2 separate regions of the Homo sapiens genome follow, and region 1 is linked to region 2. A link is an interaction called in ENCODE POLR2A ChIA-PET data of the cell type or tissue named here. Cell type or tissue: PC-9. All regions are shown on one strand.

Region 1 (2,500 bases), 440 kb after region 2:
CGTGTTCACACATGCCTGTAATCTCAGCTACTTGAGAGGCTGAGGCAGGAGAATTGCTTGAACTTGGGAGGCAGAGGTTGCAGTGAGCCGAGATCGCACCACTGCACACCAACCTGGGCCACAGAGCAAAACTCCGTCTCAAAAAAAACAGGGGGATTTCACCTGCTCTTAGCATTTCTATCAGAAAATTTTACTTTAACAGCTATATTTTTATTCAAAGAAAAGTCTAATAAGTTTACCTAGAAGATAATGAAATAAAATAAAAGAAAGAGAACTCAATAAGTTTATAACAAGCTTATTTAGTGATTTTCCTAATGAAGTCTCCCAGAACATGCTGCTACTTTTTCTAGTTCATCAAAAACATTTAGAATTCAATGATACATTAAAGATACAGTAAATGCTAAGTCCTCATAATAAAATAGGAAAGCAGCCTGGAAACATGTAAGAAAATTTAAAAGTCTGAAATGTTTGCATTCTCATCAAATTACTGTGCAAACTATCTTGCATAGAATCTTTGCCACCAATGTCTTTCATGCACACAAATGTTTGGCAATATTTAGTCTCTGCAGAGCCAATCCCACGACATAGGGAATAGGAGCTTTCATTTCACAATTCCATCCCTGCCCTCCCCTAAAGCAGCCCTCTGAGCCCTCACTAGTAGTGGAGGAATTATCCAACCACTGGGCTCTGTTCAAAAGGTGGATCCAAGGCTCACAGGTATGCACCACCCCCAAACTCGGGCCACCCCACATGCATTAAGCAAGGATCAGGGGTAAGACACACACAACACAGCTTACTGCCATAAAGAAGTGCACATATTTCTTTTTTTTTTTTTTTTTTTTTTTTTTTTTTTTTTTTTTTTGAGATGGAGTCTTGCTGTGTCACCCAGGCTGGAGTGCAGTGGTGTGATCTCGGCTCACTGCAGCCTCCACCTCTGGGTTCAAGCAATTCTCCTGCTTCAGCCTCCCAAGTAGATGGGATTACAGGCACACGCCACCATGCCCAGCTAATTTATTTTTTATTTGGCCAGGCTGGTTTTAAACTCCTGACCTCAAGTGATTCACCCGCCTCAGCCTCCCAAAGTGCTAGGATTATAAGTATGAGCCACCATTCCTGGCCTTAAGGATGACTCATAATGTGCGTGATCTCTAAATATTTGTTCAGCCTAGAGCTCTTCTCATTCTTTTTAGGGGCCACATTTTGAGTTATCAGGTTGCAAAGTCTCACAAACCAGGACCCTAGAACTACACACAGAGCCTCATGCAGGGTCCCCTCTCTGCTGCTCTCCCAAACAGGGATAACACGCATACACTGAATGGTCAATACAACTGCTGGTTAACTGAGTTGAAGCTAAAGTTACTGCATTAAGTTTCTAAGGCTGCCATACAAAGTAGCACAAAATGGGTGGCTTAGAACAACTGAAATTTCTCTCTCACCATGCTGGAGGCTACAAGACCAAAATCAAGGTGTCAGCAAGACTGCCCTCCCTCTGAAATATGTAGAGGAAGGATCCTTCCTTGCCTCTTCCAGCTTCTGGGAGTCCAGTCCTGGGCATTGGGTTCAGCCACTGCATCAGACACAGCAGGGCCACACCTGTCTTCCAGAAGACAGATTGTTGAAATTCAGGTACTTTTAAAATCAAACAGCAATTCCATCAGGGTGTTGCTCTGATAAGTAAATTCTATGGTGGTGTTGCCTTTTGAATATTTCTTCAAAAAGCATTGATGGGGTGTCTAAGACAAGCTTCCACAAGGAAACAGTGCAGCATACTTTGCACAGGAATTCTACTCTATGGGGCATCTCAATACTCTGTCCAGACATGAACAGGAAGACAGGGCCCCACCCTCAGGAAGCTCATGATCCTAATAAGGAGACAGACATGATAATGGATGGCTCCAAGGTGATAAGTGGCATTAGCAAGGCAACGCAAAGTTTAGCTGGAACTCAGAGGAAGGAGTAGTTAGCATGTCTGTGACAGTAGTATAGCGGGTAAGAGCGTGAATTCTGCAGCCAGAGTACCTGGGTTTAAATCTGGATTTACCACATACTAAGTGTGTGATCTTGGACACATCACTTAACTTCTGTGCGCTTCAGTTTCCTCATTTGTAAAAGAAGCATGCTAATTGTACCTCCTTCATACATTCATAAATTGTTGTGACAATCAAGAACTCAATGTGTAATATGCTTTAGACCTGTGCCAAGCATCAGTAAGTGTTGTCTGTGTGTGTTAAATCAATACCCTGCATTAAGCAGGGGAGCAAAGCCCCTCATTACTAGGCCATTCCTCCTTCTCACCATTCTGCCCCCTATATTTGGTATCACTCCTATACACAGTATGCACAGTATATGGTGCAACTTGAAAGTAATGGAGAACTCACTTCTATTTCCCACCTCTCACAATTAAGATGTGCATAATCACTTTAAACCCGTATTATTCTCCAGTTAATATTCATTTATTAACTCCACATGTATTTTCTGAGCTTCTAGGATGGGAAAACCA
Region 2 (2,500 bases):
TTGATCCATCTTCAAATGTTTAAAAAGCAACTACTTTAAACCAAAGAGCATCGCCAGGGCAGATATCTGACCAAAAACAAAACAAAACAAAACAAAAACCAAACCAAAATAAAACAAAACCCTATTTTTTAATTCAGAAAAAATTAGGGCTTCCAGAGCACTTTGCAATAAAAGCAATGTTAAGGCCTCAGTCAGCATTATCTGGTGCCATTCATTAATCCACTTAATAATTATTTTACTGAGTGCCAGGAAAGCTCCCTCTTCTCGGGAAGTTTACATACTTAAAAAGGGAGAATTAGCGAGACTCCGTCTCACAAAACAAAACAAAAAAAAGGGAGAAATGCTTTTAGACTGAGTATGTTGGTGGGTCTGCAGATATTTTTCATCCTTCATCACTTGCCTCCAGCACCACTTTGGTAATGTAAATAAAAGTGAGATGAGGCTGTCATGATTTCTGATAGCTTGGTTTATAACACATTTAGGTGTCAGAGACATAATGAACTGAGCTACTGAAAATCCTAAGTACCTCATCTATGGTGTCTTTTGGAATTGGAGACATTTATGGTTTTTTTAACGTAACCTTGGTGGGTCATCTCAAACATCTATTAGGTGTAAGGTATTATGCAGAAATACCTGTAACTCAAAAAACAAGATTTTACTCTCCATTTCTTCAGTGACTGTTTGGCTGAGTCATTCTGAAATGCAAATTGTTACAATGTAAACATCTAACCAAGAATTTTCAAACCACTGCCCATCGCTGCTTTGATTTCTTGAACTCTTAATGATTTGATGTGGTTTCACAATCTTGGCTTGTGTTCATCTCCCTTTCAATCACCAGTATGTTATTTTTTGGTCACCAATGATTTAAAACGCAAATGTACCTTCCACTGCCCCTCTCCCACACCCCAAATCCTTACCCTATGGAAGTCCATGGTTGTGGGTGTGGCCTCTGCATACCTCTCGTATTTCATGTCTCACCATGTGATTCCCACTTGACCCTCCAGAGTCTTGAACACACATGTCGCTTATCACCTCTGTGCTTTTGCTCATTAGGTCCAAGGCCTTGGATGCTGCTCCAGCAAGTGTTTTCACCTGACTGCATCCTGCTTCTCCTTTAGAACTCATCTCAGAAATCTCCTACTTTAGGAAGCCAGTGGGTTAGAAGCATTTTCTCAGTGGCCCCATGATGTATGCTCTATGACTTATCCTTGCTATATAATTCTATATAATTCTGCTTGTGTTTGACTCTTCTCCCAGATTTACCAAATCCTTAACAAAAGATGAATAGGGCAATGTTTCTCTAATCCACATCACCTGCATAAGAAATCATCCCAGGAGCTTGTTAAAAATGCCTTCCCAAGCCCTACCTAGAACCTACCAAACCAGAATCTCTATGTAAAACACGGAAATTGACAACCACTGGCCTCTGGGAGGAGGAATTAGGCATTACATAGAGGTCACCTGGGTTTCAAGTGTGTTGCTTCTATTTCATACCCAAGTCAACTAGGTGACAGAGATCAGCCCCCTTGCTAGCTTTCACAAGAAAGCCAGTTAAATTGTGCTCTTGGTGATTTCTGCATACTTTACTGAAAAAGGAGCATTATCTGTTATGGACCAACTTTCTCTTGCTCCCCTTATCCTTCTCTCTTTCTGCATTTCCTCTTCTAGCTTCTAAAGTATCTGCCTCGACTATGTATCTTCTTGGATGATCTCGATTTAACAATTTTCTTTCTACAAAATATACCATCTGCAGAAACCAAAACAGTACATCATGATTTTGTGAATGTGTATCTTCATAGTGAAAACCGTATTTGAATACTTGCCACCATGATTTGCTTAAGGAAGAAATCCACTGGAAAAGTTTACACAGCAAAGGTGTGTGTCTGCGTGTGTGTGTGTGTGTGTGTGCATGCCTGTGCATGTGCTCATTTTAAAAATCAGATATGACTTGTCCTTTAACTTTAGTTGGCAGAGACAGAAAAGTGCAAATTCAGTAAATAATTGACTTACACAATATGTGACAATAAATACTCTAATTTTCTGTGACATCTAAAAGTTATAATTCTTTACTCAGTAGAAGACAGCTATCAGGTGCTAAAATAAAAAAAAGATACCTAACCCAATAAAGGCAAAATCTTAGTTATATTAACCAGCAAGGTACATATTACATTATTATTACTAGACCATGCCTCCAAGTGTGTCAAATTATAAAAATGTGTTCAGCATACATAAAATATACATTAAAGATTTCTCTCATCATAGGCACAATCTAATACAAAAATATATTTGACATTTATAAGTTAGAAGATCCATTGAGAGCCTCCAAAATAGGACAGGGGAAGGAATGAGTGATGACAACATAAAAAAAGAAGCACACATAGATGCAAATAGTTCCACTTATATGATTATTTTCTTCATCAGCAAAGGGTTAAGAGCAGTTTACACCAAACCAAGTTACCAAGCAGATCACAATCAGTTCACAGGTTGGATAAGTCACGGC

Evidence for each region. Peaks named below come from ENCODE experiments on the same cell type or tissue, not always from the same donor. Only the 100,000 strongest peaks of a DNase experiment are listed, where the experiment ranks them.
Region 1: POLR2A ChIA-PET joins it to region 2 with 10 read pairs; 2 of 35 experiments call an interaction of 5 or more read pairs at or near these places.

Annotation. Positions count from the first base shown.
Region 1 is chr18:23,694,159-23,696,658 of GRCh38, reverse strand. The region is part of intron 1 of LAMA3 (laminin subunit alpha 3); the gene reads right to left. Among named protein-coding and RNA genes, the nearest start is that of LAMA3, 6.0 kb to the right of the region's middle. In PC-9, no CTCF peak of the experiment used is centred here; DNase peaks (open chromatin) are centred at 548 and 1,118; H3K27ac peaks cover 1,412 bases.
Region 2 is chr18:24,135,489-24,137,988 of GRCh38, reverse strand. TTC39C (tetratricopeptide repeat domain 39C) reads right to left here. Exons shown (of 14, transcript NM_001135993.2): 14 at 2,389-2,500. Among named protein-coding and RNA genes, the nearest start is that of CABYR, 2.3 kb to the left of the region's middle. In PC-9, no CTCF peak of the experiment used is centred here; DNase peaks (open chromatin) are centred at 718 and 1,388; H3K4me3 peaks cover 350 bases; H3K27ac peaks cover 2,026 bases.